2 separate regions of the Homo sapiens genome follow, and region 1 is linked to region 2. Evidence: chromatin loops called from intact Hi-C (ENCODE). Cell type or tissue: GM12878. All regions are shown on one strand. Region 1 has its middle 98 kb from the start of P2RY1. Region 2 has its middle 210 kb from the start of MBNL1-AS1.

Region 1 (2,500 bases), 260 kb before region 2:
AACAAAGTCATAGCTGAATCTTGGCTTATGTTTCAATCTTACATTTTAAATGGTTGTGATCCTAAAATAGCTCCATTTGTTTACCACCTACCAGGAAAAAAAAAGCAACAACACGAAGTGTGATTCAACTGCCTTGTTTAAATTTCAAATGGTTTTTCAGAACTAACAAAATTGGTCTTTAAATTAATACATGTAAGCTAATTGAGAAGTATTTGTAAAAATGGCATTGCTCACAGGATTTGGTATTATTATTTCTCTTTAAAAGATTCGTGATATTAAAAAATATAATGAGCATGCAGAAACAAGCAACTATTCAACATCACATATATAATAGGTAGCCTAAGAGCGGAATGAGGAAAATGTATATATCTTTTAATACAATTTATATACAAAAATTATTATACTGTTAATTAACTAAAGTTTATTGATAACCATAAGCAAAGTTTTCTCTTAGTGTTATATCTTCTTGTTAGGCTTTTGTGAAGTAGTAGTCTTTTAAAAACAGAAAATTACTACATTAAAAAAAAAAAAAAAACACCATGAACTGATGAAATTACCAAATTTCGCTCCAGTACTCAAATTTCATTGCGGTTATAAGAGGGATAGTTCTTCACACACCCAAGTCTATCAAGAGGAAAGTCATTCCCTCTGCTCTGCACATTGGAGAATCACAGTCAATAGGAAGCCTTTTCACAACATTTTGCACAGCAGATGGACGCCACCGGAAAGGAATTTGGAATCAGAGTTAGCCAACTGCAGGATGGGCTACTGATGGGGTGTATACAGCTTCAGCAGATAAACTTCTAGGTCTGGCTGAAGCTATACAGATTAAGAAAGACAAGGAGGTTAATAGATATTTCTTGCCCATCACAACAAGATCCCAGTAAAAAATAGATTAGTGAACTAGCCAATTAATTAGCAGTCTGACAAATAATATAAAATAATGTTGGAAGAAGAAAAATAACAAATGTTTTGAGAGTATATTAAGAAGAGTCAAGAAAGCACTAATAAAGGTCCAGAAATTTGCATAAGTTGTGGCAAGACTCAAATGTTTAAATATATCCAATTATTTATAGTTTTTGCTAATTTCTTTCTAGAAATTACAAAACTGTTGCAAGTGTCGGTTTGTAAGGGCTCCACAATTGGCCCTTCATTGGAAAATTGCTCTTAGCTGATGAGAGCCACGTCCTTCCCTTGGGTAACACAGCCAGTGACTGACTCATACAAGGATGCAAAAGGCCAACCCCCTTGCCTCAGAGGCCAAAAATGCTCATGTGGTTTAGGTTTCAGAACAATTCACCTTGCACATAAGGACATGGCTGGGTTTTACTTGAGACCACATCCTTGTACTGCTCTTTCCCCTTCTCTGTCTTGCCTCACACCCTTCCTTAGAGGCTAGTCCTAAACAGCATGCCTCAGAACAACTCTTGAATCCCTATCTCAGGCTCTACCCTGGAAAATCCAATCTAGAGATTCATAGTTTAGCTAAGATATCTTTGTATACTCCTTTAAATATTAAGTTTCTAAATGGCAATCTAACTCTGTGTTCCGAGCACTTAACATGGTTCTTGGCATGTATATACCCATGTTTATTCAAGGTAAATATTATCTTATGATCAATTTTAATCTGTTAATAATGTTTATTTTATTTGTATCCTCTATTTTCTTTTCCATTAAACCTGCATTATATGGCATTTTAGAAATTCATACAGGCATTAAGCCCTTTAAGGAAACAAGTTGATAAATAGATAGCATTTAAAACCAATTTACCAATAATGAATCTCTTTGTACTTTTATTTAACTGGAGTCTCAATCATGCTCCATATATAGTTATTTGACTACTTAAATGTTCATTTAACTAGATATTTTCATTACAAATTGATAGACTTTTTAGAATATATATCAAGATAAAATTTGAGGCATGTAAGTTATTTTAAATTTTTTCCTATTCTGTCAGTATTTACAATGTGCATCACTCTCAATTTAGCATTCCCACTTGTAGGGTATTTTGCAGAAAAAAACACTTTCCCAATGTGCATGAAAATTCATGTACAAAATATTTATTGTAGCACTGTTTATATGATGAAAAAATCTTAAAGATACATTTTCTAGTGAAAGAATCAGGACATAGAACATTGCAACAGAAAATATGTACCACATTGTATAAAATTCAGACTATATAACTAAATATTTACACATCCATAGCACATATACACATCTATGTGTTAAATGTATAGACAAAGGTTTGGGTAAAATTCACGTCAATTTAATAAAAATAGTTACCTTTGATGAGGGGCATGGAATTTGGAGAGTCTGGTGAAAGGAAATTTCTTGTTATTTTACATGCTTATGTATTGCTTTTTTTTTTCACAAAGAAAGTATATTTATATACTACTTCTTTAAAAAAAACTTCAAAAACATAGATAGTTGTGGGGAAAAGAGTAAAAATTACCTTAAATGAAAAAAAGAAACTAATGACCTTTTATTGTCCTTGTCAAAT
Region 2 (2,500 bases):
GAAAGATCTCAAATTAATGATCTAACATCATACCTAGAGGAATCAGAAAAACAAGAACAAACTAACCCCAAAGCTAGCAGAAAAAAAGAAATAACTAAAATCAGAGTGGAACTGATGAAATTGAGACCCCAAAATCAAATAATACAAATACAAAGAATCAAATACAAAGAATCAAGGAAACTAAAAGTTGGTTCTTTGGAAGGATAAACAAGATCAATAGAGCTAGGTTAACAAAGCAAAAAAGAGAGCATATCCAAATAGGCACAATCAAAAATGGCAAAAGTGACATTACAACTGACCCCACAGAAATACAAAAGATCCTCAGATCAGTGTGAGAGGATTAGGAAGAAGAAAAGAGATCCTGATAGACTATTATGAACACCTCTATGCACACAAACTAGAAAATCTAGAGGAAATGGATAAACTCTTGGAAACACACAATCTCCCAAGATTAAATCAGGAAGAAATTGGAACACTGAACAGAGCAATATCAAGTTCCAAAATTGACAGTAATTAAAAAAATAAAAACCTACCACCACAACCACCAACAAAAATCCCTAGACCAGATGGAGTCACAGTGGAATTCTACCAGACATACAAAGAAAATCTGATACTAATTCTACGAAAACTATTCCAAAACATTGAGGAGGAGGGACTCTTCCCTAGCTCATTCTATGAAGCCAGCATTACCCTGAAACCAAAACCTGGAAAAGACACAGTGAAAAAAGAAAACTACAGGCCAATATCCCTGATGAATATAGACACAAAAATCCTCAGGAAAATACTAGCAAATTGAATTCAGCAGCACACCAAAGAGTTAATTCACTATGATCAAGTGAATTCATTCCTGGGATTCAAGGTTGATTCAACATAGGCAAAGCAATAAATGTTATTCACCACATAAATAGAACTAAAAAACCACATGAATATCTAAATAGGTGCAGAAAAGGCTTTTAATAAAATTCAGCATGCCTTCATGTTAAAAACTCAGCACTGAATGAACGTACCTTAGAATAATAAAAGCCATCTATCACAGACCCACAGCCAACATCATACTGAATGGGCAAAAGCTGGAGGTATTCCCCTTGAGAACCAAAACAAGATAAGGATGCCCATTCTCATTCCTCCTATTGAACATAATACTGGAAATCCTAGCCAGAGAAATTGAACAAGAGATACAAAAGGCATCCAAGTAGGAAAAGGGGAAGTCAAACCCTCTCTCTTCACTGATGATATGATTCTAAACTTAGAAAACTCTAGGGGCTCTGCCAAAAGGCTATTATAACTGATAAACGATTTTAGCAAGGTTTCAGGATACAAAATCAATGTACAAAAGTCAGTAGCATTTCTACACACTAATAATGTCCAAGCTGAGAGTCAAATCAAGAATGCAATGCCACTTAAAATAGTTACACACACACACAAAATATCTAAGAATACATCTAACTGAGGAAGTGAAAGATCTCTACAATGAGAACTGCAAAACACTGCAAAAAAAGAAATCACAGATGACACAAACAAATGGAAAAACATTCCATGCTCATGGACAAGAAGAATCAATATCATTAAAATGGCCAAACTGACCAAAGCAATCTACAGATTCAATGCTATTTCTATCAAACCACCAACATCATTTTTCACAGAATTGGGAAAAAAACCCTACACTAAAATTCATGTGGAACCAAAAAGGAGCCTGAATAGCCAAAGCAATCCTAAGCAAAAAGAACAATATTGGAGACATCACATTACTCAAGTAAAAACTATACTATAAAGCTACTGTAACCAAAACAGCATAGTACTTGTCCAAAAACAGACAGAGCGATAAAACAGAAGAGAGAACCCAGAAATAAAGCCACACACCTACAGCCATCCCATCTAATCTTTGACAAAAACAAGCAATGGGGAAAGGACTCCCTATTCAATAAATGGTGCTGGGATAGTTGGATAGGCATATGCAAAAGAATGAAACTGGACCCCTACCTTTCACCACATAAAAAATTAACTCAGGATGGATTAAAGATATGTAAAACCTCAAACTATAGGAATTCTAAAAGAAAACCTAGGAAACAGATTCCGTACATCGACCTTGGGAAAGAATTTATGACAATGTCCTCAAAAGCAATTGCAACAAAAACAAAAATTGGCAAGTAGGGCCTAATTAAACTAAAGAGCTTCTGTGCAGCAATATATATGTGTGTATTCTGTACATATACATGTGTGAGTGTGTTTATATATGTGTGTGTATAAACACACATATACAGAGTAAACAATTTCAGAAAGAAAATGTGGTACATATACAGAATGGAGTACTACACAGCCATAAAAGAATGAAATCGGTCTGGTGTGATGGCTCATGCCTGTAAATCTCAGCACTTTGGGAGGCTGAGGCGGGTGGATCACAAGGTCAGGAGTTCAAGACCAGCCTGGCCAAGATCTTGAAACCCCGTCTCTACTAAAAAAAAAATTAGCTGGGCATGGTGGCAGGCACCTGTAATCCCAG

Evidence for each region. A loop is a pair of places that touch in the nucleus more often than their neighbours do. Peaks named below come from ENCODE experiments on the same cell type or tissue, not always from the same donor. Only the 100,000 strongest peaks of a DNase experiment are listed, where the experiment ranks them.
Region 1: a loop joins it to region 2, with 4 times the contacts of the local background. A loop is called at or near these places in 1 of 110 quality-filtered maps.

What each region holds. Positions count from the first base shown.
Region 1 is chr3:152,735,963-152,738,462 of GRCh38, reverse strand. No RefSeq gene overlaps it. Among named protein-coding and RNA genes, the nearest start is that of P2RY1, 98 kb to the left of the region's middle. RefSeq lists an enhancer at 1,408-1,457. In GM12878, no CTCF peak of the experiment used is centred here; a DNase peak (open chromatin) is centred at 1,252; H3K27ac peaks cover 706 bases.
Region 2 is chr3:152,479,306-152,481,805 of GRCh38, reverse strand. No RefSeq gene overlaps it. Among named protein-coding and RNA genes, the nearest start is that of MBNL1-AS1, 210 kb to the right of the region's middle. In GM12878, no CTCF peak of the experiment used is centred here; a DNase peak (open chromatin) is centred at 1,335; H3K4me3 peaks cover 998 bases; H3K27ac peaks cover 2,366 bases.